Linked DNA regions of Mus musculus: regions 1, 2, 3, 4, 5 and 6 are each linked to region 7. A link is a loop called in an ENCODE intact Hi-C map of the cell type or tissue named here. Cell type or tissue: left cerebral cortex. All regions are shown on one strand.

Region 1 (4,000 bases), 110 kb before region 7:
TGGAGGTCAAAGCAGTAAGCAGCACCCCTTCACGGCCTCTGCCTCAGCTCCTAGCTCCAGGTTCCTAGCCTGAGTCCCTGCCCTGACTTACTTCAATGATGAGCTGTAATATGGAAGTGGAAGTGAAATGAGCTCTTTGCACTCCACATTGCTTTTTGTCATGGTATTTTATCAGACAATAAAAACCCCTAACTAAGACAGAAGGACATAGACCAGATAAACATCCTTTTACAATACCATGGCACAGTCAACAAGACCTTCAGCTGAGCCTGAACCCTGTGCTTTTGACTTCCATCCTCCATATCTGTGAACTAAATGAACCTTTTTTCTTTATAAAGTGCCCTTCCTCAGCTGTCTCATTATAGTAAGAAGTAGCTAACTAATAATGAGGGTTTAGGAATATTTCAAAATAAGATGCCCTCAAGCCACCACCACCAAATAACATTAGAAAACTAGTAGCAGCATAAATTAAGAACAGTTGCACCAAATGAAGAAAATCTCCATATACTTTCCTGCATAGAGCACTAAGAAGTATCCTCTAGCAGCCTCATTGCCCATCCAGTCCCTGCCCACTTTTTGCTATGGTCTGGCTGGATAAATGGGTGGAACTGGAAAAGAGCATCCTGAAGACAGGAAACCAGACCCAGGAAGACAAACACCACATGTTCTCTCCCATCTGTAGTCCCTAGCTCCAAATCTTTAAATGAGAATACATAACCTAGAGCAACTGCAGAAGGCAGGAAAGTAATGGAGCACTGTGGGGCCTTGGCAGGGAGGGAGGAACAAGAGCAAGGAGGACAACAGGGTGCAGTGACTTGAAGGTGGTGGTGGGGGCTATGGGGGGGTTGAACTAACTGGGGAGGATCGGGAGATGAACACAGAAGTTGGGAGGATGCTAAGGATATCTAGAAGAATCACAAGGAATCATATTATTATCCATTTACCCAAAACTGCATTTCATGCAGATAAGTCTGTGTATACAAATACATTTATACTTTAAATGAAAATTTCTCAACTGGGCTGACAATGCTCACCATAAGAGCTGAAGACTTTCTCACAATGCCCTAACACCTGGCATGAAAAGACCCCCTTTAGATTGTGCTGGTCAGAGCTGTCCAAGAGACAGTCAAAACATTACAGGCTATTGCTATTGCTGCTGGTTGCTTCCCAGAGGTTGAAGGTAAGTCCTTATAGCTGAAAGCACCATGCAGTTTGGACAGATGACCTGGAGGGTCACAGCTAAATGTAACCTGGAAGCTTCTTCCTGAGGACTAGATTCCTGGGATCAGACGACACCACGCAAGCTTCAAAGGGAGGGAAGGAGCCAGAGGTCCTACGCAGCTGTGACACCTAAGAACCACATCAGTGACTAGCATAGCATGATAATCCTAAGGGTTCGTTCTGTCAAACACATACCTTGGCAGTAATCAATAACTTTCTAATTGGACTTAAGGCCTACTCAACACGAGGGAACCCGTGCCTTGTATTGGCACCCTAGCTAACTATCCAAGGCTAGTGAGTCATACACAGATCTGGGAGGAGAACCTACATCTGTCACTTCACTATATCAGTACTGTATACACTTTACTATATCGTTTGGGTATGCCTGGCTCAGGGAGCGGCACTATTAGGGGTGTGGCCTTGTTGGTGTAGGTGTGGCCTTGTTGGAGTAGGTGTATCACTGTGGGCATGGGTTTAAAGACCCTCATTCTAGCTGCTTGGAACTCAGTCTTCTCCTAGCAGCCTTCAGATGAAGATGTAGAACTCTCAGCTCTGTCTGCACCATGCCTGCCTGGATGATGCCATGTTCCCACCTTGATAATAATGGACTGAACCTCTGAACCAGCAAGCCAGCCCCAATTAAATGTTGTTGACTTGGCCATGGTGTCTGTTCCCAGCAGTAAAACCCTAACTAAGCCAAGTATAATTCCCAAGTACATTCTAAATATTTGTCCTTATATGCACAGATCAGTTTAAGTCTCATTCCACATCAAAGAAACGTCTTCTTGAAACATACAGAGACCATTACAGAAAACCTCAACTGATCAAAATTATGGGGTATGCAGCCCTAACTCAGACAGTACAACACAACTCCAGCATATAAGACTCAAGGATTGAAGGAAAACAGGTGCAGAAAAATTGTAAGATCCAGAACAGGAAGCTTGCTGTGGGCTTGGATCTCCTAGAAATGTCAGAGAAGTCACACCCATGGCATCTCATCATCACGGCTACCTAAATAAGACCTCAACAAAGGCAACAATAATAGACAAGCTAACACGGAGAAGGGTGGATCTCACAGTACCGCAACCCTAGACAAAGAATCCAAGCAAAGAATCCTAGACGAGGCAACCAAGGAATGCTGGGAGCAAGAGAAACCATCTTCTCCAAGAATGAACCTCTAAATTGGTTATCCAATGCCAAATGGCCAGCCCTGAAATTATGTAACTACAAGTAACCTTATATGTACTGAGCAACAATTTACTTTATATGGACTGAGTGGGTTTTATTTATCATGTACATAACTTTGTATGGACTGGGGAGGGTGTATAAGAATTGATGAAAACAGAGGCCATGAACTTGAAAGAGAGAAAGAAGAGGTACATGGGAAGATTTGGAGGAAGGAAAGAGAAGAGAGAAATGGTGTGATTATAATCTCAAAAGAATGAAAGAAACAAGTTTTTTAAAGAGAGGCTGATTTACATCGGTTCTTACAGATAAATTTTGTCTGTATGTGAGTATATTTATAAATAAAAACACATAAGGAATTTTAGGGGTATTTTTGGCCACTACTGCCTCTTTAAAAATAAACAAGTAAGTAGTATTTATTTCTGTAATTGTTTTAATTGACAAAGTCCATTCTCTCCTTCTACCACGTGGGTTTGTTGGAGAGAAGATTGAACTTGGGTTCTCAGATATGGCAGTGAGCAGGCTTCCCTTCTGAGCCATCTCCCTGGCCCACTTTCTGTATTTTTGAAGATCCCAAGTTTGTGATCTGCACCTCTACTTCAATTTTTGCCATGTTCACTCTATGCTCGGCACTTAATAACATTTCATGAGTAAATAATGAGTCAATGATTCCTTTAGGACTTGGAGGTTTAGGTTGTCTATTGTATTTTCTCCCCTGGTTTTGTTCTGTTAGTTTGGTTTTTCAACAAAACTGGGTTGATGACTGAGAGAGAGAGAGAGAGAGAGAGAGAGAGAGAGAGGTAGATGTAGATGTAGATATAGATATAGATATAAATATAGATATAGATATATGTCCCAGATCATTTTTTACTTTTTAAAAAGTTTACTTTTAGGCAGGGTTTCACTAAGTGGCCCAGGCTGGCTTTGAACTTGTGATCTCCCTGCCTGTATTCACAAGGGACTGGGCTGACAGATCAGTCCCACCAGGCACAGGCTTCATTCAGGGCTCTTGTTTCTTCATCGAATGCATTTGTAGTTGGTTGTTTGGTTGTTTGGTTGGCTGGTTGCACCATAATTTTAGAGATCTTTCTTTTTTACATCTTAGAATCCGACCATTCTTACTCTGGTTCTCCTTGGCTTGTTAATTCATTGAGAATTCCACACATTGCACTCTGACTGTATTCACACCCCCACACCCCCACCCCACAGCCAAACTTCTCTTAGATCCACACCATTGCCTACCCACATGGCTTGGTGTCCTTGGTTTTTGTTTGGTTTTGTTTTTCATTCATCAAACCCAACTACTGCTGCCTATCTACTCTTGGCCACGTGGCTATCTCCTGGAGCCTGTTAGATCTACCAAGGGCATACATACCCTTAATGAAAACTAAGTCTCCTTTCCTGGCCCCTCCTAACTACCAATGGCTCCTCAGGTAGGAGTGGGACTTCATGACCACCCCCATAGTCTACGCTAGGATTCTGTCTAGTTTGAACTTGCACAGGTCTTGTGCTTGCTGATGCAACTGTTGTGTCCTGAAATTTCTGTTTCCTTGGCATCTGCTGGCTCTGGTCCCTGAGCCTTAGAAGAAGTGCT
Region 2 (4,000 bases), 200 kb after region 7:
CATCTATCTACTTTTAGGCACTGTGACAAATACCCAAGTGAAAACACTTATCCTGGCTCACGGCTTCTGAAGTTTCAGGTCACACCAATAGCTGTCTCCATCATTTGTAGGCCTGTGGTGAGGCAGCTCACCAGGGGTGGACAGGTGTATTGGAGAGACACCGTTATCCTCTTGGACCGAGGGTAGAAGAAGACAGGAAGGAAGCTGAGCAAGAACTACCCTTCAAAGACACTCCAGTTACTTTTCCCAACTAAGCCCTGTGTTCTAAGTGTCCATTCAAATGTACATCCACCAATAACTCGGTCCACTCAAAAAATTAGAGCCTTTATAGCCCAATCACTTCAATAGTGTCTCCAGATGGAGACTAAGCCTTCGACATAAGCCTTTTTTTGGTGGACATTCATATTAAAATCATAACATTTGTGATGGTTAATATCTACTTTTAACTTTATGATACCTAGAATCATCCAGGAGACAAGCTTCCAGGACACCTGCGAGCTTGCCTCTGCTCAAGCCTTTGAGGGATTATCTAGATTAGGTTCGGTGAGGTGGGAGGACTCATTGTGACTATGGACAGCATCATTCCATGGGCTGGGGGTCTTACACAGAATTAAAGGAAGGAGAGAAAGCTAGGTTGATTGCTGATGGGATGAGATCAACCACCCCACGATTTGGCTGCCATGATTGCCTTGCTAGGCTAGACTGCATCTTCAAACTGCAAGCTACAATGAACCTTCTCTCCTTTAGACTGGCTTTGTGAGAGCATTTTATTAAAGGAACAGTCAAAGTCACGTACGCAGCGTTCTTTCTACTCCTGGGCCCCCAAAGCCTCATGTCAATCTCCTAATGCAAATGACAGTTAGTCTATTCCCAAGACGCTTCCAGCTCAAAAGATCAAGTGCAAACTCCATGACACTTAAGGCGAAGCTCGTATTCAACACCTCTGAGGCGCTTCTGTATAAGCTCCTGTAAAACCAGAAATTACTCTTATTCATTCTAGAATAGCACTTTCTAAAAGATAGTACTGGGGCACAGGAAAGAGGCATGGGACTAAAGTTGGACCCAAATGCAGCAAAGTAAGTGTTAAATCCTGGCACTTCATGCTGAACTAGAATCACATGGGAGAGTCAGTTCTCTCAGGCGCTCAGGTAGTAGCCGGGACTACTCTGAACATGGCTGCCTCTGGGGTTGGGGTGGCTATGAAACGAATCCTGAGAAAACAGGGTACCCTAGTGCTGACTTCTTAAAGAGGAGTCTTTCAAATGAGCCTATGCTGAGTAAGGCTTAGCCAATTTCTGAAATGTCCTCAAAGCACTTTTCCTATTGCCTTGTGAAAAGTGGGTGACTTATTTTTAGTACAATTAATCTCATTGGGAACCACATTTTATTTTCCCCAACTACAGGTTTTCAAAATCCTTCTGCTCTACTCTTTGGTCCCATGTTTTGCCATCAGTCTGGACAAAGGCAGTCAGCATCAACTATGCCTCAGCCTGGACAGCACCCTGCCCTGAAATCTCTTTCACAATATTAATGAGTCCATAATCTTTTAATTTGGCCTCCTACAGAATCTCAAGGCATGAACAAACGTAAGTAAAATTGCTACCAGCTTAATAAAATGGCCTCTAGCCCAAGTCCCAGTGCCCCTCATTTCATTTCCAACGTGGCTAGACATAGTCACAACAGCTTCGTTTCTTGGCACCGTTTCCTTATGTCCACCTGACTCTTTTCACTGTGACAAATAACAAAAGAGAAACAGTTTAAAGTGGCAACGATTTATCTTGCTGTGTGGCTTCAGAAATCTCAGCTCATGGTTAGTTGATTCCATTGTATTCCGACTTGTAGTGCCGTGAGCACCGTGGCAGAAGGGTGTGGCAGAAGAGCAGGCTGAAGAGGATGGTGCAAGAACAGGAAGGGACAAAGCTGCTGACAGCCAAGGGATACGGGGGAGACAAGGTATGCTTTTCAAGAGCATGCTTCCAGATACGTACCCCTCCAAGGAGCTCCCTGTTTTTAACAGTCCATCCTGACTGAATAGGCGTGAGGGCATTTCTAACCCAACCCCTTCTCAATAGTGCCATCAGCTGGAAATCAAGCCTTCAACACACGAGTCTTTTGGGGTGAACATTTCTTGTACGAATCATAAAAACTGAACATTTCTAGGTGTGTCTTTTCCTTTCACTGGGTACTTATTCTGCACTGGCACCATAAGAATGGCTGACCCAGAGATTTTCATCAGGAAATATTTCAAATGGGCACTAACTGCTCTAGAAGAGTTTGAAGGATCCTTTTGTGGGACTCATTCACTTTCCAATAAAGACAGACAACCTAAGAGAGAGAGCGAGCTGCTCAAGTCCCTCTTTCCTTGTTGAGTTACTCCTCTCCATACAGCAATTAGAAGACACAGCAATCATTAGAGTCTATACCTGTACAATACATGCATAGATAGAAAGGCACATGACTCGTTTCAGTAAACCAGGGAGGTTTCCTTGCAAAGGGGCCATCTCCACTGGATGTGAAGGATGAGGAGGCAGCCGACTATTCTTCCAGGCATCAGTACCATGAAAAAGAAGCTGATATTGTAAAGATTCTGTCCAGACTTTAGGATGGAGAGGGCTGTGGGTAGAGAGTAAGTGCAAAGACAGTGTGGTGATGGCGTTCCCACCAAGATGAGCCTCTCTTTCTTCTTACAGTGTTCAGGTTTTACTTGGGGAGCAAGAGGATGGCTCTACAGGGTTGAGAGAGAGGATGGGTTACCTGGAATGATTATTATGGCTGCAAAATGGAGAATAATTCCAGAGAGCAGAATGTCTGGAAGCTGGGAGAAGAAGTCAGTGGTTGTGACGTTAACATCACATTGATGGTGGCCCAGACTGGGATTAATGCGAATAGAATCCAAGAACTCTTTGGGATAAGAAGAGAATAGAATTTGAGTGTGATTCATTTAGCAGTGGAAGATACCGTCTCCAAAATGTGCTCTGACAGTGAGCAGAAAGGACCAATAACAAGCGGACAGGATGTGCCCATCAAATGTTAGCTGTAAGGTCCATATTGGGACTCCTTGAGAAATGCAGTGGCAACAAGAGTGGGCTGTAGACGTGGGTGTAGCTCCCAGTCATCTGGTCCTGAGGGGAGGGGAGCTCCGCATAGAGGCTGGAAGGCAGGAAAGGAAGCAGTCCCTAGGGGTTATAAACACAATGAACTCTTACCCATCCCAGAAGGCACTGGGGCAGGGAGGGACTCCTATGGGATTTTATAAGAGAAGGTAAGTCACTAGTTTACCAAAAACATCCTTTGGTAGCAAATACAGTCGCACAAACCAAACCAAACAATAGATACATCCTCTTTATTGGTATAAAAGCTTCCTGTTCACAAATACACACTAATGCCTTATGCACTCCTCAAATGTCTTTCTTGAAAGAGAGTTAATAATGAATTCCATGTTAAAGACAGTGCTTCACTGGATTACACTGCGTGAGATTGTGAGCCGTCTGTCGGCAGGCAACCACGATGTGTGTCCTCCGGTGTTGTATTGCAGGTCTTGTATACATGATAACAAGCTCTAGCGGTCACTTCATTGCCACCGGGGTTTAAGAGCTGAAGTCTGATGCAGAGAGATGAACAGCTTTGCGTTTGATTCGCTCTTCTCCCGCCCGGCCCTGTCCTGGCTCATCTTCCTCCCACTGGTCCTTTTATATACCCAAGCTCGTCTGACTCATCAGCCCCTCTTCCCTCCCTGCCTCCTACAGAAGCTGCTAAAATTAGGTTCTGTTGAATTATGACAAGATTTCTCTCGAGTCACAAGCTCCAGGCTTGGTTCCATTGAGCACCGGCTCAGAGTTAAGTCTCCATTCCGGAAGGGCTTTTGAGCTTCCTTTTTGTGCACCGAGGAAGCTTCTTGTGGTTCATTCTGTGATTTTTTTTTTCAACTTAAAAAGCTAAACATTTTTTAGAGATGTATTTATTTTTATTTTATGTGCGTGGATGTTTTCCTCCCAGGCAC
Region 3 (4,000 bases), 110 kb before region 7:
CACAGTGCAAGGGCAGTGACAGGATGCTGAGAGGACCCCACAGTGCAGGGGCAGTGACAGGATGCTGAGAGGACCCCACAGTGCAGGGGCAGTGACAGGATGCTGAGAGGACCCCACAGTGCAGGGGCAGTGACAGGATGCTGAGAGGACCCCACAGTGCAAGGGCAGTGACAGGATGCTGAGAGGACTCCACAGTGCAGGGGCAGTGACAGGATGCTGAGAGGACCCCACAGTGCAGGAGCAGTGACAGGATGCTGAGAGGACTCCACAGTGCAGGGGCAGTGACAAGATGCTGAGAGGACCCCACAGTGCAGGAGCAGTGACAGGATGCTGGGAGGACTCCACAGTGCAGGAGCAGTGACAGGATGCTGAGAGGACACCACAGTGCAGGAGCAATGACAGGATGCTGAGAGGACTCCACAGTGCAGGAGCAGTGACAGGATGCTGAGAGGACCCCACAGTGCAGGAGCAATGACAGGATGCTGAGAGGACCCCACAGTGCAGGGGCAGTGACAAGATGCTGAGAGGATGCCACAGTGTAGGAGCAGTGACAAGATGCTGAGAGGACTCCACAGTGCAAGGGCAGTCACAGGGTGCTGAGAGGACTCCACAGTGCAAGGGCAGTGACAGGATGCTGAGAGGACCCCACAGTGCAGGGGCAGTGACAGGATGCTGAGAGGACCCCACAGTGCAGGGGCAGTGACAGGATGCTGAGAGGACCTCACAGTGCAGGGGCAGTGACAGGATGCTGAGAGGACCCCACAGTGCAGGGGCAGTGACAGGATGCTGAGAGGACCCCACAGTGCAGGGGCAGTCACAGGGTGCTGAAAGGATGCCACAGTGCAGGAACATTCAGGCTCAGGGAATGCGTAGCACAAGGGAGGATCTCTTTTTCTCAGTGGGAATTGAGCCTTGGGCTACAGCTTAGTTGCACTTATTCATAGCCTGCTAGTTAAACTTTTATAGATTTTTGAAAGCAACAGTACAAAAAATAGCTCAAAAGATTTAAATATCCCAAAACTTGAGGATCATCTATGACTCTATGTCATTGCAGTTGGCAGGCACTTCAAGCTTAGTGTGGTCTCTGCTAAATCCCATTTTCATTGCTTCTGCTAGATGTACCCAAGGACTTTCTGTAGACACCATCTCCTCAGGGCCAGCAGAGTCAGGTCGCAGAAGCACAGAGTGCTAGGATCTCCACAAGATCCAGAATGAATGAGCCTGGCCTCCCATAACACTGCTGCTCCTCGGAGCCCATCAGACATTAAAACAGGGGCTGGGGACTTAGCTTAGTGGTTAAGAGCACTTGATGCTCTTGCAAAGGACCTGGGTTCAGTTTCCAGCACCCACACAGCAACTCACAACTGTTTGTAACTTCAGTCCTAGAGGATCTGACATGCCTTTTCTGGCTTCTCTGAGGGCCAGGCACACACATGGTACCCATACACACAGGAATAAAACTGTGTATACATATGAAATGAAAAAATAAAATCGTTTTAAAAAAGAAATTAAAACAATGTTGTCCTCAAAACAGTTACAATCTACCTGAAGAATTCAGTTTGTTCCTCCTTGAAAGGGTGAAAAAACTTAATACTCTGTTATTCAGTGTAGTTTTTTATCTCTCTAAGGACTCTTCCTGCACATATACAGGGATGCTAGAGGAAAGTTAAGCCAAGAGAAAGGTTTTCCATATTAAACTGGAGCTGGGGGGGGGGGGAGGTACCTATTCACAAGAACCTAGTCATTAATTTGTCAATTAGGGTTTGTTAACCACATACTATGCATAAGACTTTATGCTGAAACATAAGCTACAACGAGAAAAGAGTGTCTAGCCCTCTGCAGGTTTGTGTATAAATCGAAGGAGTTCACTTCCCCGGTCTAGAGTCAAGTTGCTTCAAGAGGTTAAGAGGCTGTGGAGATCTTGTGCTGCTTGTGGCTGTGGAGCATCAGCCCAGAGGCATCCTCACAAGAATCTGTGGAGACCTCTGCCCTGGTCAAGCCCTCTTCCACAGCTCCGTGCACCTTACCTCATTGTGGGCTCTCCCTCAAAATATGGGAAGAATTCATCTTCCGACAGCGAGCATCCAGCATGGGAAATAAAGGATGTGAGCGATGGTTTCCTTGCCTTGCGATCTGTTTCCATTTAAAGCCGTGGAAGAGGGAATGAAAACTCCGAATCCCACTGATTTCAAATACATGCTGAGGTTGCTCTGACAAACTGATGCAACCAGCGGGTAGGAGGAGAAGCCCATCATATAATAGTCTGCGGTGCTAGAAACCTAGAAGAAGGAGCTCCGTGAAGCCACTAGGGGGCGCCACAACCCCGAGGCGCAGAGGGATCTGTCCTAAACTATTCAAGGAAGCTCAACAAATGCTTCCTGTTACACTTGAATTTTGGCCCTCTCAACTCGTTTGTCCGTCTGTCCGTCTATTTGTCTGCTTGTTTGTGACAGGGTCTTGCTATGACACCCTGACACTCAATATGTAGCTGATTTCAAAATTACAGCTGATCCCCCTGTCTCAGCATTCCAAGTACTGGGGTTGTGAGGTGCGCCACCACTCAACTATAGGATTCTGCTTCTTCTCAAAACCGTGTATTTATGGGAGAACACTGCTGCAATCATACATTAAGAAAACAAACCACAGTAACTGAAAGGAGTTCCATGACTGGACAGGGCAAAGGTCTTACCTTGGACATTAAGCTCTATCCTAAATTCTGTCGTGGTCACAAAAGAGATAAATGAAGCACGCAATACATTCACTGGGGACAAAAATGCCAAGGCAGGGCAATGAGACGCGTGACAGAAGGCAGAGCCACAACCTCACTCTGCCTCAGGACAGTCAAGGGCTGAGGAAAGACAGAGATAGATCAGCTGCCTGTCTATCAGTCCAAAAAACAAGACTGGCTTTTCTGTGGGTTTAACAGGTGCTTAGCTTAGAACCTGCGACTGGGAATGGGCCCAACACACAGAAAACTCAACCCAAGAAGTGAACTCGCACGCAATAAACTCTCCAGCTCTGTTCACACTAGAAAAGTAGATGTATCCCCAAGATGTAATCACACTATTGTTGTGTATGTGTATATGTGCAGGCGGGCTTAGAGGTCAATGTTAAGAGTCTTCCTCTATCTTTTTGGCCCTTATTTTATGAGAGCCTATCTTCCACTGAACTGGGAATTCACTAGGTTAGACTGGCTGGCCAGGAAGCACTGGGCATCTGCCTGTCTCTGACCCAGAGTCCTGAGATTACAGGCGTGCCACTGTGTCTGGCTTTTTGTTGCAGACACTGGATATTCATACGCAGGTCCTCGTGCTTGTGCAGAGGGAACGTGACCCACCGGGCTGTCTCTGCAAAGCAGTGAGCTCATTTTGAAAGGATGTGCTCTGTGTTCTTAATTTGGGGGGGAAAATCCTGCTAGCAATCTTAAAATAGGCAAAACTATAAAAAACGTTAGAAATGTAACACTTCAGCGATGTTTATGGCCTACTGGAATAACCAAAGCGTAATCTTTTTAAGAATTCAGCTCCGTGGCCGTCCACATCGATTCTAAGTTTAGTGTTGTGTAATGTTATTTGACTCCCTCGTGATGGTAATGTAGAGATGTCAGATATAAGGTAACATTTCAGTTTCAAGCTGAATGTGTGAGGGAGCAAAATGCCAGCAAGCAGTGTGTGTGTGTGTGTGTGTGTGTGTGTGTGTGTGTGTGTGTGTGTGTGTTCATGTGAGGGTTATACCAAGGCTAAACATCAAACTTCAAAGTAATGGGAGAAAATCCTACACCAATAGTTTTCTGCCTTTTTGTCCTTAAATATTTCACACTTAATCCATTTTAATCCATTTCACTACTAAGTTTCCGTTTGAATGGGATATTGCTCAGATCCTCAAAATGTATCACTTCTCAAGAAAAAGTTATTTGCATGAGGCTTTCATTAACATTCATGGGCATATATATTCTCAGACCTTTTTGAGACTCAAACCAATGGGCTCTTTTAAGATAAAT
Region 4 (4,000 bases), 60 kb before region 7:
GTGCCCTATTCAACTTCCCTGATCTAAAACTGTTCTTAAGCTTGGTACCGACTTGATGTGAACAGCATAAGTAACTTTCTGAAAGCCTATAAATAATCACAACTATGTGCCATGGTACATGACTGGGGTACAGTTCATTCTTCAAGTAACTACAACTGTAACACAATAATCTAATAAAAGCATTGTTGGGGTATCAAGATGTTATCACAATCGATTCTGCCCTAATGCTCCCTGTATTACAAAGGCTAGTGCCTAGTGCATACACACTTGCACACAAAGTTTCAGTTTGTTAAACATTTGCCACACACCCTTAAGGTGGCTAATTGTTGCAGCTGCAGCATGGATACAAACTAGGAACTGTGTAAACTAACAACTAACAATTAATTATCTGGAATCAAGGGTGAGGTGATGAAGTCGAACTGTAGGTAAACCTTCAGTTAGAGGATACAGCTCATAAGAATGAAACCACATTCAGATGAAAGTGTCCAATTCCCCTGCTTTCTTCTCCAGTGATTAGGATCTTACACAGCTATATGTTCTGAAGAAGTGAGAAAAGCCCTTTTAAATTTCACAATTTGGTTTAATCAGGTAATTCCAGGGGAGGAGAAATCACTGAAACAAAGAGTCTACCATCTGATACGTCCAATTACATGATATGACAGAACAAAAGCAGTTACAAACTCCTATGTGCGTATTTACATGATATACTCACAACTCTCAGCCAGTCAGCTCTATGTGAGAAGATGCATTAGGACAGGAGTTAAGCGGGCTTCCATTGCTTATTAGAAAGATGCAGGCAGGCTCCTAGTGGGGGTGGGGGTGGGGTGGGTAATATACAAGTGAGGCACTTCTGAGGTCAAGATAACAGCAAAAATGTACAACATACTTGTTCACAAAAAAACCTGTTCACACAAAAACCTGTGCATCTTTAATACAAAGGCTTTCGACTAGGAAATTCTTGAAAAAATGAAATAAAACTAATTGCTTTTGCAAATTTAGCTTTTGGGAACAATGGATGACAGTGTACCAAAGCAACTGAAAGGTTTCTAATTGCCCAGCTGCTAGGTAACTGGTACCTTTTAAAGCCCCCTGTAATTTTCCTTCCCTCCCCACCTTCATTCTGGTTTGTATAAATCACCTCTGTTTGTCTGTGTGCGCATATTTTTAATATTTTCTGTTTGACTCCCTCTATTTCTCTACTATCATTTACTAGCAACTTTTTGGTGTTCCCTGTAAGACGCAGAAGTGGGATCTAGATCAAATCAAGAGGAAGAGCAGCGACATTTAGTGATGAGTTGGTTTTATCGGTTAACTGAAGTTCTCCAAGTTACTTTTCAGAAAAGCTACACTTGCTCAATGTGCTGCTGGACTACAATTAAAATTACTTTAAAACACATTAATCCAAGTTACATGTTGCAAATATAATCAGACATTCAATTTTAACAGAAAAAAAAGATCCATAAAATTCTCTCCACCACGTTCTCTGCACTTTGAAGACCGACACGAACACTAAGAAATGCCTGTGTGCCACTTAGTTACGGGAGAAGAAAGAGGGAGAGGAGAAGCAAGTTTGACCCAGAGAACCAGATGGCACTGTACACATGAATCCAAAGTGCATTTGTAATAGTTCAGAAGCTCATTTTAGGCACTGCTGAATAACCAATGAAAATAGGTAGTTTCAAGTTTTTCTCTTTAAATTTTAAGTCCTGCCTCATCAACATCTACTCAGAAACATACACACTCTCTGGAGTTGTCATGATAAAATACAGGTAATTATGTTTATTTTTTTTTTAATTCTCCCTGACTGGTACTGGGAAGAAAATAGGAATACCATTTTGGTAATGGCTTCTGAGTTGAAGAAACTGGTTGTATAAATGCTTCAGTACATACATAAGTTTGATTGCCAGTTCCAAGTTTCAATAAATATTTTAAAACAGGATGTGTAAGGAAAAAGTGCTTCAATTCTTCCAGCAACCATATGCATTTGGGGAAAGACTTACTTACACTCCTTAGCGCTTTTCCTCACCCCCGATTTCTCTGGTGGGCACTGGCCACCCTGAACAGCCCACAGCCCTCCTTTACTGGAGACACCATTTCCATCTTTCAGCGCTGGTCTAAAGCCATCCAGCAGGTGGCACTGCAGCTCCGCAAGCACTGCTCAGGAAATCTAAGGCTTCCCCACAGGCTGCAAGCATCCTCTGAGAACTACAGATCAGGAGCAAACAGGCCCCCCAGCTGGAGAATTTTTGGGTCACGCTATTCAGATGATTTCATTTTCAATATTTACTTTTACTTCACCAGTTTTGTTGAGCTATCTGCTTACATTCTAGACAAAAGAGAAGTTTTAAAGAAAATGCCCAATGGCAGCGCCCAATCTGTACAGTGAACAAGAAATCATTCTTGAATCCACCTACACGTACATGTTGGGAATTGGATTAAACTGTCCATCTAATTCACAAAGAGACTCATTAACATTATATCATCAGTTTCTTTTCTGGACTGGCTTGAATTCATGTGTGCTAATTACAAAAATCCAAGGTTAAAAAAAAAACAATTTCATTATCATAGTTTTTAATGAAGAGAAATGTTTAAAATTGTAAAGGAAAAAATGGGAACGGGATGGCAAAATCTTAGCAGCAAAGTGGTTAAACAAACTGAAAATATTAATGCACAAACATTAAAATATTAAAGCATGTACGTTGCGTATAAAATACAGTACAGAACCAGGAGATGCACTATAGTGACTAGTGCTTAACAGAAAAAAAAAATGATTAATTTTGTTCTTCTCAGAAGTATATACACAGTTTATTTCCATGGCATTTCCTATATTGCCAGCAAGTTATTTTCTTTAGTTATTCACACCTTGCTCCAACCTGAATTACAAACCCAGAACTTACAAATATGGATAATCACTCATAAGGAAAACCAGGACTCTACTTCAGCAAGAAAAAGGAATCCTGAAAGGTAACAGTCTGCTCTAGGAAACCAAGCTCCTCTGAAAACAGCAAGGACGAAGATCATCTATCTGTGCAGCAGCCTCCAATGTAGAAACAGTAAAAATAAGACTGAAAATTGCTGCGACAGTGTCTGGTTTTGGATTTAGTTCATCCAATTGATTTTTAGTACAAAACTAGAAATAGCCTCTTCTTCATAACATCTATAGTTATCAATATATTTTTCTTCTTTTCAATGTGAAATAATACTTCAAGATGATCTATATACATAATGTTGTCAGTTCAAGCTGTCATATAAATATAAATGCTTTCTTAAAAAAAGTATTTTACAGACAGATAGTGTTATATATATATACATTGTTCAGTTTAATCTGGGGCAAAAGAAGAAAGCCAACACAAGCCGAAGTGTGACACATAAAACTGACTGCACAGAAATGACACTGAAAACCTGGAGAATGGACTTCAAATGGTAGTGTGATTTTCATTTTTATCACTTCAGAAACTTTAATCCATTAAAAAAAAAAGGCAAAAAAGGCACACTGCTTTCTTTCCTGAGGGAGTATTTTGCAACAATCCCTCACAAGAGTTTTAATAGTAACACTTTAAAAAAACAAAACCAAGACAATTTGACCTCAAAGTATTTTTAACCTGTTTGCTGGAGCATATCACACTACTTTGTAAATCAAACATCCCATAATACAAATGCTCTGCGACAGGAATGTGGTGTATAAGATTTCCATTCACAATGGTGGATTGAATACTTTCCTGGGAGAATTCTGCATATGTGTTACTGCAAAGTAACTTTGCTCCTGAAATATAATAAAATGCAACTGAAAGGTATTAATTACCATTGTTATGTGAGTAATAAGCACAGAAAATCAGTGAAACAGCTGTGCGAGTTCTGGCTCAGCAGAGTGAGAAATGGAGATCTCAAGCGGAAACTGTTTCACACTAACTATCCAGTTAATGCTTCTGCCTTGTAAAACGTTTATAAATGCAGTTAAGTTCTCTGAAGGAGGAAACTCTGAAAGAAAACAACTTGCTGG
Region 5 (4,000 bases), 86 kb after region 7:
AAAGAAGAAATTAACAGTAGTTGTAACAGTAAAACTTCTTGAAAGTTCTTTTTTTAAATAGATATCTTAGCGGGGCCTTGAACTTGCAGTGATCCTCCTGACTCCTTCTCTCAAGTGCTGAGATTATAAGCCTGTGGCATCTTGCCCAGCTGACTTCTTGAGCTGCTGATAAACCGTGAGGCTAACGGTTTTAACCTCTTAGATTGAGTGCCATGGTAAGTGCTGAAGGGCTGCTGGAACGTTGACCGCAGGAGTAAATGCTTAATGTGCCCACGGTTCTCTTTCTTGGTTGTTGCTGCATGGCTTTGCCAGGCACAGTCCTGCTCAGAGACCCCCAGGACTCAGAAGATTCGCCTTTGGGGTAGGTCATGCCTTGTTGGGGTGGGGGTGGGGCTGACCTTTTCCTCTCTATCCTTTACTTACCCATTATGAATAATTTCTCCCAAACCATACATGACAATCCTGTCTCCAGACACTGCCAAATGTTACAAGGGAGACAAACATTCTCCACTTTTACACAGATCTGGGGCTGTAGACCATGCTTTGGATGGGACTCGAGGTTCCTAGATTCCTTTGGATCATGTAACTGGCAATATTGTCAGCTTCCTTTGGAGGTGGCCTTCCTTTTTCTTTGGTTTATCTACCCCCTGGGACATTCAGTTCTGCTCTTTTAGCTGACCCCCACCACTTCTGGAAGTTACAGCCCTTGACAGTTCATTTTGCCTGGTCATGCCCATCAGACTTGCTAACCTGCTTCAGCTCTCTTTCTGGCTCTGCTCATCATCTGCTCTTGCCCTCAGAGGCAGCTCTTTTGTCTGCTTCTCCTAACCACAGTGAGCAGCTAAAGAAAGACTTGTAATTAAACCCAAATGGCCACAAACCTTCTATTTCCTCCTTGGTCATTGTACATCAATTCTGTTATTTGTTCTTCTTCTATTACCTGCTGAATTCCATTCCCTAATGCTCATTCAAGTACGAGCCTTTTTCTATGTCCCCCAAGCTTCCTTTCCCACACCAATCTCACTTTTTCCCTTTTTCTTTTTTCCTTAGGAGGATGAAAGCTGTGTTTCCACTTTGTGTGAACATACCCATGTGGCTGTCTATGCTCAATGTCTCCTTTAGTCTTAGCTTAAAATGGCCCTTTCTCCCCTCCTTCTGACTTGTTCTTGTGAGGTCCCTTTAACTAGGCTGAGGATCTGTGTTTGTTTGTCTTAGAACTGTTTCTGCAAACACGTGCATAGAGTCCAAGTATACTCTTTTTTTTTTTCCTCCTCCTTAGGACTAACATGGGGTTGTCTTAGTCAGGGTTACTATCACTCTGATGAAAACCATGACCAAAGCAACCTGGGGAGGAAAGGCTTTCTTTGGCTTACACTTCCACATCACAGACCATCCCTGAAGGAACCCAGGACAAGAACTCAAGCAGGGCTGAAACCTGGAAGTAGGAGCTGATGTAGAAGCCATGGAAGGGTGCTGCTTGCTCCTCATGGCTTTGCTCAGTCTGCTTTTTCTTCTTCTTCTTCTTCTTCTTCTTCTTCTTCTTCTTCTTCTTCTTCTTCTTCTTCTTCTTCTTCTTCTTATACATCCCAGGACAGCCAGTCCAGGAATGGCCCCACCCACAATGGGTTGTCTTCTCCTTCATCAATCACTAATTAAGAAAATGCCCCACAGGCTTGCCTACAACCTGATCTTACGGAGGTGGTTTCCTAATTGAGATGTCCTCCTCTCAGATGAGTTTAGCTTGTGTCACGTTGATATAAAACAAGCCAGCACAGGGGTGTTTTCTTTTACGCAAGTTCTTCTTTCCATAGTGTAAAAAGAGATAGAAAATACAATGTACAGTACATCCCAACTCAGTTACTAATCCTCCTCTTCCCATGACATCTCTACTAAGTGATGGACATACAACACAAACTGGAATGTGAAATTACCCACCACTTGGAGATTAAGGCAACGTATGACTTACTCGGCTCCGCCCCATTCTTGGCATGTTCATCTGCTTTGGTTAATCACCACCCTATGCATGGGATCTTTAGGTTTTATTCCTACTCCAGTCATCTGTCTCCACTGGTCTCATCCTTCCTTCCTTCCTTCCTTCCTTCCTTCCTTCCTTCCTTCCTTCCTTCCTTCCTTCCTTCCTTTTTAAGACAGAATTTCACTCTGTAGACCTGACTGGCCTGGAACTCACAGAGTTCCACCCAGCTCTGATTCCCAAGTGCTGGGATTAAATACATGCACCACCAACCAGGCTCCCTTGGTATGTATGATTAGAGATCTTAAGGTTTCTAACAGCACAAAAAGGGCTCTTCTAGTGAAATCAGTTAGCTCTTAGACACAATTAGCTCTTAGACACAATTCTTAAGAAACTGGTTAAAACAAAACTCCTTCTTTTTTGTAACCACCCACAGATGACCTGTGTGGGTTTGCTTATACTGTGAGCAAATGCACATCTCCTCAACTGAACCGGCCTTTCTCCATAATTGAATTGTTCTTGTCAGGCTCCCTCATGATTCAGCCATGGAGGGCCAATGGACCATATGGCCTGAGTCATCATTTAACCCTCACTTTTCCAGTTGTGTTCAGAAGGTCCCCACAACTCTGTAATAATCTACGTTCTCAATGTTTGACCAGAAAATCATCTGAGGAGGGATGATGGCATACTGGCCAAAATATTTCTAATGTTTTCAAAAGACATATGGAATGGCATTAAGAGGAATAGTGTGTTGAAATAAAGGAAAATTTGAGTTTAGTGCTGAATCTGACACTAGCTTGAAATAAAATTATTTTTATTCCTTTATCTTTCTTGTAAATATTTTAAAATATAATATAATTACATCATTTTCTCCTTCTTTCCCCCTCTCCAACCCTTCCTGTTTAGCCCTCTCAAATGCATGGCTTCTTTTTCTTTATTTGTATACACACACACACACACACACACACACCATGCATAGTCTATATAATGTGAGTGTCTATGTCTCTGTGTGTCTATGTATGTGTGTGTGTATGATTTCAAGGCTGACCACTCGGTATTAGATAACCAATTTAAGGATTTTTTTTTCCTGCACAAGACTGTTATGCTCTTAGCATTCTCTAGTGTCCTGTAGTTCTTTGTCTAGGGTTGAGGCCCTGTGAGTGTCCCCTTTCCATGGTAACATGCCTATTACTGTCATTGTTTCACTCCTGTATAGGGAGCTGTATGGTGAGGTTTGATGACAATAGCTTTTCTGTCCTTTATAGGAAAGAAAACTTCACATTAAACTTCCTTTTTCTCTGTCTCTTACAGTCTTTCTGCCCCATCCTCTGTTATGGTTCCTGAGCCTTAGATGCAGGTGTATCCTTTGGGGCTGACACTAGACAATCACCTGAGGTGCAGGTGTATCAGGGCTGACATCAGACAGTCACCTGTTCTCTGCATTTTGATCAAGTGCGCTTTTCTGGAGTGTTCTGCAAACTAACCTTTTGAAAGATAAAGACTCTTTTCCATCGAACACTCTATGGTCCCCATATTTGCAAGCGTACCACAGAAAGCGTATTTTAGGAGCATCTCTTTAGCCTTATGATTTCACAGTGATAGACTTTGTTGTGGATCACTACAAAATCTTCTCCCCCTAGGCAGCCAATAGGCCTTGTACATTTGGAGACACATTTCTTAGAAATCAAATTTCCTCCTATTATCTGGGCCTCAGGTTTTCAATAGCACTTGCCGAAAGTCACACCTTAAAAATAAATGGAGGTTAGATTTGGAGAATGCAATTTATATAGACGAGGAGATTCAAGGCAGCATTTGAAGGAAAATTGGCTGAGAATTTCCTGAGTTGAAGTGAGACATGAATCCTTAGGTATAAAATACATTTCAGATCTCAAGTAAATCAAATAAAATAAACTCACCCCAGAAGGAATTTTGGAATATTAAGGATAAAGAAAAATATCTCAATGTCTACTTAATCTCAAAGGAAAATTTCTACCAAGGAAATTAAATTGCCAGTAGATGTCCCATCTG
Region 6 (4,000 bases), 140 kb after region 7:
AGAGCTTTGAGGGGTGACGTCATTCTGTATTTCCATCTGACCACTCATTACTGCTCTAATTACTTTCCAGTGTTCTCTTGTCCCTTCTGCCATGATGACTGGCGACATTTGAGGCAACCACTGTGGGATGAATGAAGAGACACCATGTAGAGTTTCCAGAGAATACAGGATATATATATATACATATATATATATATATATATATATATATATATATATATATATGGGTGAGCAGTAACTCTTTGTTATAAAGAAAATCTTGCTTTAAATTAAGCTTAATGCTGTCTACCTGACTTGATATAAATGATAATGAAGAAAACGTGGAGGTAAGCATTTACATGGGCTGGCTCATTTAAATCCTCACAAGAACAAAAATGGCTTTTATTTCCTCTGATTAATAGATGAGGAGTCAAATAACTTTTCAAACCTCTCCCATCTTGGAAATGGTAGGCCTGAACTTTGAACTCAAGGTTTCCCTGACAGAAAACCAAGGAACTATTATTTCCAGAGCATTCCTTGGAAGAGAAAATGCTAAGGCAGCCTAGGGAGTGGTAATTAATTTAGCACTTTGCATTCCGGAAGAAGCATTCCCGGGTAAATCAAGTCCTCTGTCAGCTCACCCCTCTGGGTAGGATGAGGTGTTCTCTCACCGGCAACCTGGTATCCGCCCAGAGCCTCCCGGTACCCGGGTTTGTTGCCCTGTGGCTGTGTAAACAACGTCTCTGCCTGGAAGAGCTCAGAGTCAGTTTTGGCCATTTAACCTATGTGTGACCCTGAAAATGTGAAAATGTTAATCTCAGTCTCTCTCAGCTTTGTTTCCTTTTTTTTCAGTGAAAGGGAGGAAGCTATAGAATCCAGTTCAGAGCCTACTGTGAGGAATTAGGGAGGCCCTGTGTAAAGCACTTGGAATTTTCTCTCCCCACCCCCATACCTTCAGAAATAACGAGTGCAGAGTCACTCTATCTGCTTGTGAACATTTTGAAGGTTTTCATTCCCCTCGAGAGGAAAGAGGTCTGTTTTGGAGAGAGGCCAGTGGTGTTCAAAATGCAGGAAGTAAAAGAAACATAGGAGCAATTCCCTTGCACTGGAGGAGAGCTCTCTTTTAGTATAAGCAGAAAAGCAAATTGACTTGGTGAATAATAATTTTTCTTGAAGGTTTTTTTTTTTAATTGTTGTGTTTTTTGAGTTTTGTTTTGTTTTGTTTTTGTCTTTTACTGAGATGAACCAGCTTCCGCCTGAGGTGAACAAATCCTTTCCCCTCTCAGATCTTATCGTTTCTTATCTGGAAGATGGATAGATTGGAGCCAGTCTCTCCAGTGTCTGGTGGCTGTTTGATCCTGCCATGCCCTGTTGCATCCGCCCGGGAGGAATGTGTCTGGAGCCTGTTTCTGTCTTGGGCTGTGAAACTCAGCCTGGAGGGGCTTCCTCAGAGTGAAGGAAAAGTGACCTAGCCTCACTTCTGTTTGACGTTAGAGTTCTGTAGCTTTCTTTGGTGGGGGGGTCTAACACGTGGGACCAAAGGAAAAGCGCATGGAGTCTGCAAACAGTTGTGGAACAAGTGCGTTTCCCCGCAGGCCAGCAGGGGAGAGGGAAAGGAAACAAAACAAGACAAAAAAAAAAAAAAAAAAAAACCACACACACACACACACACACACACACACACACAAAAGATGTTTATTGCAAAGCTACAGTCCCAGACTAACCTGGAGGGATGTTTGAATTCTGGAAAACCTTATGGATAAGCCTCGCAATTATGTACTTAGTCACAACCAGAGGGGAGGAACTTTGAAGGCACTGAATTGAAGAGACACAAAAGTCAGGAAGTGACCCTTTCGTGGGGACTGCAGAGGCCACAGAGGAGAAACAAAGTCCCTTCACAACCAGGGAAGACGGACCGTACCATCCCGGGGGGCCGGAGTGGGGAAGAGGGCGGTGGAAACTGACATCCTCGCTCTCAAGGAGCCGGCGAGGACACGGGATTTCCCGACTGAAAAGCCTCAGTGTTCGCCTGTCCCCGCACAGCCTCTCCCCCTCCGTGGAGGCCTGGGTCCGGCAGCCCGGGGGCGCCCTGCATCACCGCTCTGTGCGCGGGCGGGGCCGCGCTCCCCGGCCTGGAGATGGATGGCGTGCCCGAGCCAGCCCATCTGCGGCCGCGGCTGGTCCGGGAGGAAGCCGTCCCCGGGGATGAATGGGGCTTTGTTCGCTGCCAGCCGCGCTCCCCTCGCGGCCCGGCCCGGCACAACGGAGGCAGTATGCGACAGGCATGGAAATGAGCCGCGGGCTCTCCCCTCGCAGCGCCCAGGAATGCTGGCCAGCCGGAAAGGAGCCCTCGCTGGGGACCCGCTCCCGCGCCTCTGAAACCCCATTGAGAAGGGCTCTTTGAAGCAATTAAAGCGCGTTTCACGGCGGCCCGGGAGGGGGCCCTGGCCGTCCAGCTTCTCTTTTTACCCCTCTTCTCTGTCCGATCGTGTTTGTGCACCTTGGTGTGGCGGGTTACCTAGAAACCAGGCCAGAACCCGCTCCCTCTCTTGCAGAGATTCTGTAACCTCACAAAAGTGTCCCCATAAACAGATTGCTTGTCACCAGGGGGCGGGGGTGTGTGCGGGCTAGAACCCAGTTTGGACTTGCTCCAAGCTGACCTGCAGAGCCTGGGTTCCTGCTTTCAAAGGCTTCTTTGCTGGGCTCTGCACCCACCTGCCCTGCAGTCAGGTTTAGGCAGACAGAAATTGCCTCTAGATGAAAAAGTCCTGAGGCTGCGGCTCAGCATTTTCCATTTTCTCAGTGGTGGGGTGGGCCGCGTTCAGGTCTAGAAGTGATGTCACAACCAGCCCTGTAAAGTGATGTAACCTGCACTTGTTGAAGGACTAGGACCGGGCTATTTTGAGACTCTTGAGTTTCTTCCTTCCCCCCTGGAGAAAAGTGGGTGACTGGGCAACTCACAAAGCCGCTCTGGGTACAGCGGTTCTCATTTGTTACCGGGGAAAATCTTAAGGCTCAGGAACTGATTCCGTGAAGAAGGATGGAATTCCTTCTAAATTGGAGGTGGGCACCTTATATATATACCCATGGGGCAAGTGTGTGAACTGAAGGCCCAGTAACACCCATATAAAAAGATTTCATTGAGTTCTCTAGTTGATTTTATAGTGCTTTCTTTCCTCTAGGAGTTAAGTCTGTCTCTTCCCCAGCAGGTGCTTCCTAGAGAACAGGATTCTTTTGTTGTAGCTTTGCTTTGTTTGTTGTGTTTCTGAGACTTGGTTCTTGAATTTCCCTCTGTGGCCAAGAATGGTGGTATATTCCGGATCGGCCTGCCTCTACCTCCCAAGTGCTGGAGTTCAGGCGTGTGCTGCCTTGAGCATCATGATCTCTTTGGGGGGGGGGGGGTTGTTTGTTTGTTTTGTTTTGTTTAGAAGTATGGGAAAGGTTCTGTGTTCAGAGCAGGTCCTTAACAATACTTATGCTAGGCAAATACATTCAATGAAGGAGCGAATGAAGTCCGATCCTCTGTTTTGTTTGTTTTGTATAATTCCAAACGAGAAGTAGAAGTAGTGAGCACAAGGTGGTTCCTGGGCAAGGAAGACGTTGAGAAGTTTGAAGGGAAGGTTCGGGAACATTTTTGAGAGCACAAACATGCCTCAAATGTTTCCTGAAATGACCCAGAGGAGAGCAGGCACTCAGGTGGGGGACTCATTCTTTCCAAGTTTGGGGTTGGTTGGTTCTGGCTAACATGAATCATGTTTTACGTCAGTGAGGAGTGTACCCCGTCCATCATTCACTCTTTAAGCATGCCATGGAAACAGGATGGTCAGTCAGAGTCATGGTTGTGCGTGGTAAGCATCATTGCGGCTCATGTGCTACTCCAGTGTCTCCATGGTGATTGTTACCTGGGGCTTGGCTTATACTTCTATTAGGATATTTTTTCTTTGGGGCTTGGAATATATGATTTTTTTTTTTTCTGCACACACCACACACACACACACACCATCAGTCAGGAAGCAAATGA
Region 7 (4,000 bases):
TGTAAACCGTACTTTATCACAGACGGAAGCCAAACCCTAGCATTCAAAATTTTTAATTACTCTGTTCTTGATTAAGACGGGTTCAATACTCTCGAAGGTTAAAAAAATAATAATAAAAAAACACAATAGCTCAACATCGCCCACACTCCAGGTGTCCTTAATCCTATTTAATTCTTAAAATGTTTCCCTAACCCTATCTTTTTACTAGAATAGTATAGGTCATAAGTTTAAAAAGTGGGGCGGGGGGCGAAGGCTTAATCGGTATTTAGGAGTCACTGAGTCATCGAATTAGGATTCAAGAGCAGTTTGCGGCTGGAGGTGCTCCCACACATTAGTTTCCGAGCGAAATAGCTGTAGAGGCAGGGTGGCTGGATGTTCAAGGTGTTTGGGGAGGGGGGGCGGGTTTGACGCCGGAGTGAAGGGCAGGCAAAGGGTAGTTTCTACTCCACTTTGAGCTACCCACATTATTACTCTGTCTCGGAGACGTCCGACTGCTACGCCGCCTCTGCACTGCACTCGATACCCTTCCCCAAGCAGAGAGGCGAAAATGCACGAATGAAAAGGGGTGCTGCCATTAAAGAAAATGGCCCGACACATCGGGCATCTATCACCTCCCGGGCGGGACGGGCTGGGGGGAGGGGGCTGCCCCCCGGGCTCAACCAGGCCAGGGCTCGCTTACTCGTTGTCAGAAGTCGCCGTCTCCTCGCTCATCTTTCCCTCACCGTGATCCGATCAGGAGATGGAGGAGCAACAGCAGGCAGGGAAGCAGCGGCAGCGGCGGCACCGAGGGGCGGCGGGCGACGACGGCCGGCGGGGCGCGCGGGCAGCGGCTCGGGGGCCTCACCATGGTGGATGCCTCACTCGGAGCGGTGCCCCGCGAGCCGGGCAGCCCGGCCACCCCCGCAGGGGGGCGGCGGCAGCAAGCGCGGCCGTGGCGACCCCAGCGGTTTGCCGCGCCGAGGTCGAGTGCGAAGCCGAGACGGCGCGGGCGACTGCGGGCGCTGAGGGGGACGCGGCCGGTGGCTGAGGCGGTGCTGCTCTCAGGGGCGCGGCGACGGGCGGGCGGCGGGAGCCGGCGGGGGGCAGCCGAGCGCTGGCTGCGGGAGGCGGCGCGGTCCCGCCGAGGTGCCGCGCACCATCTCCCGCCTGGCCGCCGGCTGCCCGCGCGGCGCGCCTGGTCGGCCCTCAGGGGCTGCCTCGGACGCGCTCCAGCTGAGGGGCCGCAGGCAGGGCGCGAGGCGAGCGTCGGAGCCCGAGGGCACAGTGCCGAGCGGCGGCGACGAGGGCCGAGATCAGCGCTGCTCGGCGGCCCGCTCCTCACGCCCGCGAGAGGGGAGCCGCGAGGGGGGCGGCGGAAGCGCTCACGCCGCCCGCTCCTTCCGCCGCTCGAACCGGGGGCGCCCGCGGGAGAGGCAGGCGAAGTAGTCCCTCGCGACTTCTGGGCCGCCGGGGCTCGCGCGGGTGCGGCTGGGCGGACGTGGGGCGCGGCTGCAAGCCGGAGGCGCGGGGCCTCTGAGGGGTCGGGGGGAAACCTAAAAGCCGCGGCCCGCAGTCGAATCACTGCAGCTCTGGATCGTGGGCAGCATAACAAGTTTCAGGAAAGTAGTTCCCTCCTCCCCTCGCTTCCCAAATCGTCGGGCAGCGGGAGCGGGGCGAGGAGGGTGGCGGAGGGATATGTCGCTGCACTGCATCGCGCGCGTGTGCGTGCGCGCGCTCCAAACTCTTGGCACGCCGAGGAAAGGGGGCGGGGGTGGGAGCTGTGAGCCGAGCTGCTCCGGGACTGGCATTGTTGCGACGCTCAAGTCCCCGTTACTCGGCCTGGGATATCCGGGTTGCCGGGACAAGCGGGCAGCACACCGTGTGCTCGGGGAAGAAATCGGGAGGCCACTCCGTACTGCTCAGTGCGCGTGCACGCGCGCGCGTGTGTTGTGTTTTTCTTGCAAAGAATGGAACTGGCATGAGTTCATCTCTTAGTGGGGGTTACAGGCCAGGACTGCAAAGCGAGCTCCTCCTGCTGTCCCTCTAGTTGCATTGCTGCAGTTCCCTTGCTTCTTGCACAAGGGTAGTTGTGTGCGTGTGATGTGTGTGTGTGTGTGTGTGTGTGTGTGTGTGTGTGTGTGTGTGTGTGTGTGTGTGTGTAGAAAGAGTTGGTTTCAATACCTCGCAGCGCGATCCTCACTGCGCAAACAGCATGCAATGCTGGGCATTCATCTCTGGAAGCACGAGTGCTTGTTAATGGAGAACGGCTTCCATTGAAGCCCGGGGTAGGCGGGTTACATGAATCTGGCGCATCCAGCAGCACAGGAAATAACTCCCGCTGCGAGCGAGGTTGCATAACTATAGCGCAGGAGAAGCCTGTGTGGCACGAACTTTGGCGAACAGAGGCGGAACGGTTGTTGGATAGGCAGCTGTCACGTTTGCATTGTCAGAGGACAATGTATGCAATCATCCCAAAAGATCTTTTTTGCACAAGAACCTTCTAAGGTTGAGGGCTGGAGCCTGGGATCTTTGTGACCGGAGGGCTAGGAACTCCTAGCTCTATAAATTCTATTATCTTGTCTCTAAGAAGTCAGCTTATACACAAGATGGCCTGGGGGACTGACTCCCTAGCGCTCCTAAGTTCCTGTGGCGTCTCCCTAGGCGGTTTTGCGATAGGCTTTTCACTTTGTTCTCAAGTTTACTTAACCCCCGGGGAAGGAAGCTTCCTGTTCCAGCCACCTTGAGAGATAGAACAATTCCAAGGGAAGAAGTCCAGCGGGCCTCCTAAGGAAACCGTCACTCTTCAGCCAAAGGTTTCCAGGAAGCCTCAGAATTGCTGCTCTCCTCCGAATGAGTACACACTAATGTGCTAACAGTACTGTGCACATAAGAGTGCCTAATGTGTGTTTGACGAAGGAATAAAGGCGCTAACCCAGCCAGCCGTGCACCAAAAACCCATACCGTGGATCACTGAGGTTTCTTTATATAACTTCCAGCCGCGTCTGCAGGATTGTTCATCTTAGGAACAAGTGGGGATGGGAAAAAGGAGTGAGTGAGTGGAGCGTGGGAAGAGATCTCCACTCCTACCATTTTGAACTTGATCTTAGGATGTGAAGAACCTGAACTCCAGAGTGTAGGTGCTAGTCTGTTCTCCAGGTACTAACTGGCTTTGCCCGCTCATGTTTAAATCCGGGCCAGACTGGCAGCTAATGTGGAGGCTGGGGTAGGAGGATTCCAAGTTCAAGGTCTGCCTGGGTTACAGAACCAGTTCAAGGCTAGCCTCCTTAATTTAGCAAAACCCTGTCTCAATATAAAAATTTAAAATGAAAAGGGGGCCAAAGTTCTAGCCTTGTAGTGGAAGGCCCGGGGTTGGAGTGGGAAGAGGTAGACTTGAAACCCTCGGCTAAATCCCCAGTACTGAGGTGGGAGGGGAGAGCTTGATCGCCCAGAGCCTGTTCTTAAGTAACTCACTTAAATTCTGTCTAGTTTATGTGGCTAATAAGCATCTATTTCACAGAGCTTTTATATGGATTGATGGGCTAGCAACACACATAAAGCACTTAGTACAAATTCTGAGGTGGTAGTATGTCCAGTTCTCACTATAATTTTATAAAACAGAAGTTCTAAAGCCCATGTCAAAGTGATGGCATGTGAAGGTTAATTGAAAAGCACTCGGCATTGTTCAGTCATTCAACAAATAACCATCTGTCGTTTCCTGTGCACCCCAGTAGACACATGGCCTGGCCCTTGGTAAGCCATCAACAGTGATAACCATCAGAGTTATGATTAAGGACAAAGGTAGCCATTTGCAAAGGCAGCTTTCTCTTTTGAGGAGACACAGCTGTCTGAGGCTCCTGTGCAGCCCAGAAATCATCAGAACTGACTTTTGGGTAAGATGAGAAAACTGTCTTCATCCTACACCAAGTAATGTGCTGTACACACACATACATACATACATACATACATACATACATTCATACATACATTCATACATACATACATACATACATACATGAGAAAA

The links. Hi-C counts contacts between places; a loop is a spot of excess contacts. Peaks named below come from ENCODE experiments on the same cell type or tissue, not always from the same donor. Only the 100,000 strongest peaks of a DNase experiment are listed, where the experiment ranks them.
Region 1: a loop joins it to region 7, with 3 times the contacts of the local background. A loop is called at or near these places in 8 of 42 quality-filtered maps.
Region 2: a loop joins it to region 7, with 7 times the contacts of the local background. A loop is called at or near these places in 17 of 42 quality-filtered maps.
Region 3: it touches region 7 in a loop (4-fold over the local background); 9 of 42 quality-filtered maps call a loop at or near these places.
Region 4: it touches region 7 in a loop (5-fold over the local background); 22 of 42 quality-filtered maps call a loop at or near these places.
Region 5: a loop joins it to region 7, with 2.1 times the contacts of the local background. A loop is called at or near these places in 2 of 42 quality-filtered maps.
Region 6: it touches region 7 in a loop (8-fold over the local background); 22 of 42 quality-filtered maps call a loop at or near these places.

The regions. Positions count from the first base shown.
Region 1 is chr2:117,223,575-117,227,574 of GRCm38, reverse strand. No RefSeq gene overlaps it. Among named protein-coding and RNA genes, the nearest start is that of Gm25189, 23 kb to the left of the region's middle. In left cerebral cortex, no CTCF peak of the experiment used is centred here; a DNase peak (open chromatin) is centred at 1,633.
Region 2 is chr2:116,913,939-116,917,938 of GRCm38, reverse strand. Gm46758 (a long non-coding RNA gene) reads left to right here and starts at 1,199. Exons shown (of 4, transcript XR_003953891.1): 1 at 1,199-1,586; 2 at 1,843-1,953. In left cerebral cortex, CTCF peaks have their summits at 2,087 (motif pointing left) and 3,602; DNase peaks (open chromatin) are centred at 2,020, 3,039 and 3,733; H3K27ac peaks cover 2,442 bases.
Region 3 is chr2:117,229,757-117,233,756 of GRCm38, reverse strand. No RefSeq gene overlaps it. Among named protein-coding and RNA genes, the nearest start is that of Gm25189, 17 kb to the left of the region's middle. In left cerebral cortex, a CTCF peak has its summit at 2,311 (motif pointing right); DNase peaks (open chromatin) are centred at 2,306 and 3,369; H3K4me3 peaks cover 538 bases; H3K27ac peaks cover 334 bases.
Region 4 is chr2:117,178,839-117,182,838 of GRCm38, reverse strand. It overlaps Spred1 (sprouty protein with EVH-1 domain 1, related sequence), which reads right to left. Exons shown (of 7, transcript NM_033524.3): 7 at 560-4,000. Among named protein-coding and RNA genes, the nearest start is that of Mir674, 4.3 kb to the left of the region's middle. In left cerebral cortex, a CTCF peak has its summit at 2,126 (motif pointing right); a DNase peak (open chromatin) is centred at 2,147; H3K27ac peaks cover 777 bases.
Region 5 is chr2:117,032,544-117,036,543 of GRCm38, reverse strand. No RefSeq gene overlaps it. Among named protein-coding and RNA genes, the nearest start is that of Gm39912, 27 kb to the left of the region's middle. In left cerebral cortex, no CTCF peak of the experiment used is centred here; a DNase peak (open chromatin) is centred at 2,424.
Region 6 is chr2:116,973,999-116,977,998 of GRCm38, reverse strand. No RefSeq gene overlaps it. Among named protein-coding and RNA genes, the nearest start is that of Gm46758, 59 kb to the right of the region's middle. In left cerebral cortex, CTCF peaks have their summits at 1,553 and 2,216; DNase peaks (open chromatin) are centred at 1,498, 2,092, 2,639, 2,779 and 1 more place; H3K4me3 peaks cover 1,447 bases; H3K27ac peaks cover 2,848 bases.
Region 7 is chr2:117,118,436-117,122,435 of GRCm38, reverse strand. Spred1 (sprouty protein with EVH-1 domain 1, related sequence) reads right to left here and starts at 1,365. Exons shown (of 7, transcript NM_033524.3): 1 at 680-1,365. The coding sequence starts at 711. In left cerebral cortex, a CTCF peak has its summit at 2,005; DNase peaks (open chromatin) are centred at 1,679, 1,925, 2,309, 2,915 and 2 more places; H3K4me3 peaks cover 2,912 bases; H3K27ac peaks cover 3,439 bases.